2 separate regions of the Homo sapiens genome follow, and region 2 is linked to region 1. The links are chromatin loops, found by intact Hi-C in ENCODE. Cell type or tissue: heart left ventricle. All regions are shown on one strand. Links, peaks and the distances in the headings refer to the core of each region. The heading gives the core; the rest is flanking DNA.

The links. Hi-C counts contacts between places; a loop is a spot of excess contacts. Peaks named below come from ENCODE experiments on the same cell type or tissue, not always from the same donor. Only the 100,000 strongest peaks of a DNase experiment are listed, where the experiment ranks them.
Region 2: it touches region 1 in a loop (3-fold over the local background); 49 of 110 quality-filtered maps call a loop at or near these places.

The regions. Positions count from the first base shown.
Region 1 is chr3:14,507,654-14,510,457 of GRCh38, reverse strand. It overlaps GRIP2 (glutamate receptor interacting protein 2), which reads left to right. Exons shown (of 24, transcript NM_001080423.4): 17 at 494-638; 18 at 2,758-2,804. Among named protein-coding and RNA genes, the nearest start is that of GRIP2, 31 kb to the left of the region's middle. RefSeq lists a silencer at 1,288-1,337 and an enhancer at 1,203-1,497. In heart left ventricle, for the core only: a CTCF peak has its summit at 1,386 (motif pointing left); a DNase peak (open chromatin) is centred at 1,357.
Region 2 is chr3:14,924,738-14,927,541 of GRCh38, reverse strand. It overlaps FGD5 (FYVE, RhoGEF and PH domain containing 5), which reads right to left. Exons shown (of 20, transcript NM_152536.4): 18 at 1,344-1,472. Among named protein-coding and RNA genes, the nearest start is that of NR2C2, 21 kb to the left of the region's middle. RefSeq lists a silencer at 1,606-1,900. In heart left ventricle, for the core only: a CTCF peak has its summit at 1,710 (motif pointing left); no DNase peak of the experiment used is centred there.

The sequences.
Region 1 (2,804 bases), core at 65-2,564:
CCCCATCTCTACAAAAAATACAAAAATTAGCTGGGTCTGGTGGTGCATGCCTGTAGTCCCAGATACTTGGGAGGCTGAGGTGGGAGGATCACTTGAACCCTGGAAGCAGAGGTATGGCAGTGAACTGAGATCGTGCCATTGCACTCCAGCCTGGGCAGCAGAGCAAGACTCTGTCTCAAAAAAAAAAAAAAAAAAAAAACAACGGATGATCGGGGTTCCCTTTGCTTCCTGCTGGCTGCTGGAGGAAAAGAGGCCACTGTTTCTTGTCATCAATGTTGTCATTATTGTGGGTGAGGTGTGATGTTTCTTTTCTTTACTGGTATTTGGGCAGAAGATGGCCTCAGGGTCCCCAGGTTGTGCTACATGAAATCAGAGCGTGAGTGACTGGGTGAATGAATTAATAAATAAGTATGAGTGAGTGAGTGAGGCCAAGGCTTTAGGAAGCTGGGTACCCCCTCGGGGGCCTCCTCCTCATGGGTCCCCGTGCTTGCAGATGAGCTGGAGACCACAGGTGCCGTCAGTTACACAGTGGAGCTGAAGCGCTACGGGGGTCCCCTGGGCATCACCATTTCGGGCACGGAGGAACCTTTTGACCCCATTGTCATCTCAGGCCTCACCAAGCGTGGCCTGGCTGAGAGGTGAACTGGGGCTCTGTGGGGACGCATGGTGGGCTCAGGGAACACAGGAAGCAAGAGCTGGGGCTATGGCAAAGCCAAGCAAGATTCTGACCTCTGTTCCAACATTGACACTGTGGGTGACATTGGGCCAGTCACTTCCCCTCTCTGAGACTCAGGTCTGCATTTGTAAAATGAGTGTCAGCCCCTGCCTGCCAGGGCAGAGGCCCACACCCCAGCAGACCTCCTGGCTCCAGGTAAGCACTGGGCCAAGGTGTGTGCATCTTCCTGCTCCTACCTGTGTCTGGAAGGTCAGCCCTGCAAGGCTATTTGGAGCGCCTGCTGTGTGCGGAATAGGATGGGGCAGTGCCCCAGTACCCTGGTCCCAGCACTGCCTAGGGCTTTCCTGAGGCATTGGGGGACTGTCCCTGCTGCCCCTAGACTCTGAAACTGTGGCAGCTGAGGGAGCTGTAAGAATGGAGCCCTGTCCCAGGGTGAGGTGGAGGTCAGAGATGGAACCCGACCCCCAGTGTGGGTGAGACCGAGCCTTCTCCCCCGAGCTGGGCAGGGATGAATCCGGCAGGCAAGGAAGCGGTGAGCTCCCAGCACAGCAACGAGCGGGCGGTAAAAGGAGAGCCTGGTGGGGGCTGCAGGGGCAGGACGCGTCCCGGAGGAGGGCACCGCGCAGGAGGGGCGGTGGCTGGGCGGGTGGGGAGAGGATGGGAGGGATTCCGGGACGTGGACCCTGCTCCTGGAGCGCCCCCTGCTGGACACCTGGCAGACTGCAGAGGTCGGTGTGGAACCCTTCTGACCCCAATGTCTTCATCAATTCGAGCATGTACTGGGCACCTGCTGTGTGCCTGGCCCCTCTGTCCTGGTTGCTGGGGCTGTACAGACAACCCTCCTGCCTTCGCCGGGCTGATGTAGCTCAGTGCTGTCCAACTGAAATATAATTTGAGCCACAAATTTAATCAGACACTTTCTAGTAGCCACATCTGCAAAGCAAAAAGATGAAATTCATCTTAAATATATATTTAGTTCAACATGTAATCAAATAAAAACCATTAAGAACATGTCTTATATTCTTTTTCATGTTACACCTTCCGTATCTGGTGTGAGTTTTCTGCTTTTAGCACATCTCAATTTGGGCAGTCACATTTGAGGGGCTCAGCAGCCACCTGTGGCTGGTGGCTGCCATATTGGACACTACAGCTCTGGTCCCCTCCCGGAGCCCACCATTCCCTGACTCGCTCACTATCCTCATCCCTGGGGAAGTGCAGGGCAATGCCCAAGCATGACTCTCCAGGAGCTCCCATATGGGGTGACATCTACAGCCCCAGAGGTTAAAGACCCCTGACCCTAGTCCTCTGCCTCCTTTTCCTCCACCTGGCTCAGGTCACTCTAAGCACCTGCTACAGCTTCTCCCCTGCTCAGCCCTGGCTGCTCCTCAGAATCACCTTCCTGCCCCATCCCCACAGGTACTATTTAATTGGTCAGATGTGGGGCCCAGGCACCTGCATTTTCAAAAAGCTCCTCAGGTCATTGTAATGGGTGTCCAGGTAGAAAACCACTGGGCCACAGCAGTGCTGCCGCCTGGCATCACCAGCCCTTCACGCCCTACTGTGAGGTCTGCTGGGCGCTGGTGATTATGCCCATTCTCCAGGTGGGAAAACTGAGGCCCAGGAAGGGGCAATGGCTACCAAGGGTGTCTGCTGGAGGGAAGTAGGAATCCATTCCGTTCATTCACGCCTCAGTTATGATTTGATAATTAAATTAGTATTATCACCCCCATTTTACAGATGAAGAAACTGAAACTCAAGGGTTTAAGAAACTGGCCCAAGATCACATAGCAAGTATTTGGCAGCTAGTATGTGGGATTCTCAAAACCTGTGTTGGACACTGGTTCCAGAACCTAATTTTGCAGTCAGGTGGGACAATCCCCTCCCAGGTTCTAGACTTTATGTCTCTATTAATGTGATCCAAGATCATACTTGCGTGCTTTTGTTTTGTTTTTGGCAGCTGGGTTTAACTGGGGTCAGCCAGACTTCTGCTTTGTGGCTCTCCTGGATTCCCTGAGGGCAGACTGCCACTCTGAGGCCCTGAGTGTCTAACTCCCATTCTCTGCCCTGCATCCACTCCTCAGGACTGGTGCCATCCACGTGGGGGACCGCATTCTGGCCATCAACAACG
Region 2 (2,804 bases), core at 167-2,666, 420 kb before region 1:
AAATTCCTCTTTCTAGAAGAAACTGTTTTGGAGTCATACTTAAGTCCATCATTCATTCATTCATTCATTCATTCATTTTATTTTTCGTTGAGATAGGGTTTCACTATGTTGCTCCGGCTGGTCTCGAACTCCTGGCCTCAAGAGATCCTCAGCCTCCCAAAGTCCTGGGATTACAGGCGTGAACCACCATGCCAGGCCCCTAAATCCACCTTTTAAAATAAGCTTATGCTGTCACTTCCATGACAACTGTTCAGTTTGTTTTGGAAAGATAAAAATCCCCCACAGTGTGGAAGACCCCACCTGTGGACACAGGCAAAGGCCCCTCAGGGTGGGGTGCAGCTTACCGGGTACCCAAGCCGCTCAGGCCTATGGCAGATCCCCTGTCTGCCTGCTTTGCTTAGAGTAAACAGATGTGGGGCCTTGCTAAGTGTTTAAGTATGGCTCCAAAGCAATTTCTTCTAGAAAGCCATCCTCTGTGATCCCTGGGAATGGGCACACGGCAACCTTCACAGTTGCAGGTCCTTCCAGAGGGAAGCTTCATGCCCCAAAGAAGGAAGTGCCTTTTGCACATTTGCTAGCATCTGTGGCCAGGGGAGAAGAGCCAGCCCTGACATGCATATCCCAGTGGAGCAAAGCACCCACCCTCTGCAGCTCGTCAGAATACATTTAACTCCCATTTTCAAAGCTGAAACTATGCCTGACCACCTAGAAGCCACCAGCTGGTGAAGCATGGAGATAGAAATGTTTCACATTATCCAACAGGTTCAGCCTGGGTCAGGGCCAGACAGCACCCTGCTACACAACCATGGCCACACATCTGTCTACTCTGGAAGTAAGCTTGATTTCCAAGGCTCTCTCACCTAAAGTAAGATATTCTATAAAATATAGATTTCAGTTTTCTTTAGAAGAATTACTAGAGTTACCCTATAAAAGAAATGGACAGACAAAAAGGGAGTAGCTTCCTCCACACTGCTGAATTTTGCCCCAAGCAATCTAAGCAGACAGTAGGAAGGTGTTTTCTTTTGTGGCATGGCTGGCTTGTTCCATCTTTGTCCTAGATGCTGGGCCTGTGCCATTTAAACACTTTGCGGCACAGCTTGGCATGTCCGTACCTTCTTATATCCACAAAGAAACTGCAAATTCCTTAGATTTTGAAGTGATATGTGGTTGTGTAGCCACAGCAACATTGAGCACATGGCATTGCTCACTAAAGACTTGACTGCCACCAGAACTGGCTCAGCAGCCAGGACTCACACAGCTTTGCAAGTGACAGGATGTGTGCAGGCCCCAGGGGGTCATTTCACAGGAGAGAGGAGAGGGGAGAGAGTGCAGATCACTACTACCTCACTGGCCATGTAGGTGTAGAGAACTTTGCCTTTGATGACAAACCAGAGCTTCTTCCAGTGCCGCTTGCCCCTCTTACACCGGCTGAGATAGCCACTGATGGCAGAGCCCTCTCCAGAGGCAGCCACCTGGCAGGAGGGAAGCAGAGCGGTCAGCCCACCCCGGTGGTCAGGCACAGTTCAAACAGAGCACAATTCAAAATGACACTGCAAACCATTTGGCTGACTACTTATACTGCTTTGACACTGGATAAGGTCTCAGGATCTATCCAGTACCAAAGTCAGCAAGATAGTGCTTCATGCTTTGAGAAACAGGATTTAATGAATGGACCCAGCTGACTTTGGGAATGCTGATGCTGCCCTCTAGTGGTTTTTCAGATTCTTGGTTCCCTCTCAACCTAAGCCCCTCAACTCAAGAAACTTCGTTCAGGTACTTCGGCGAAAGGTTCTTCCTTCTAAAATTAACTCTTGCACTTTCAACTTATCTCTTCCTCACATTTAGGGAGGGATCCTCTTTGTACTGTTGCCTAAAAGGTATTATAGTCTCCTGCCTAGTGGGGTGTGTGCAGCGTTAAGTCCTTTTATTATTATTACTACTCTTTGTGGTGGCGGGGGGTAGTAGTATTCTGTCCACAGGCTTTATGTGGTGAGGAACGCAGGCTTGGAGTTAATACCAACCTGGATTTCCCATTCAGGCTCTACCAATTACTAGGTGGTTAATGATGAGCAATTTGCTGACTTCTTCTAAGTCTCAATTTCCTTACTAGTAAAAGAGGAATGCAATGTAAAAAATGTGAGGTTTATACATATATGTGATTATGAAATGATCTCTAAGACAAATTAAGTGGAGAAAACAGAAGAGATTCTGTATAATATGTTGTCTTCTGGGTAGAAAAAGAAGATCTATGAATGTACATCTGTATTATGTATGTGCATGAAAATTTCCACAAGGTTCCATAAGAAACTTGATGGCAGTGGGATTGAGGGAGGCTGGGAAGGATGAGAAACTCACTTTTCATCATATGTGCTGTTTTGTACTTTTTTGGGAAAAATGTTTAACCATGTATGTGTTTTTTTTTTTTTTTTTTTTTTTTTTTTGAGACAGAGTCTTGCTGTGTCGCCAGGCTGGTGTGCAGTGGCGCCATCTCAGCTCACTGCAACCTTCACCTCCCTGAGGTTCAAGCGATTCTCCTGCCTCAGCCTCCCGAGTAGCTGGGACTACAGCTGCATGACACCACACCCGGCTGATTTTTGTATTTTTAGTAGAGATGGGGTTTCACTGTGTTAGCCAAGATGGTCTGGATCTCCCGACCTCGTGATCTGCCCACCTCAGCCTCCCAAAGTGCTGGGATTACAGGCGTGAGCCACCGCGCCCGGCCGTATGTGTGATTTCCAAGATTTTTAATTTGCAAAAGGAACAAGTTAATGGATAAAACTGTACCTATTTAAATTTTCCATTCC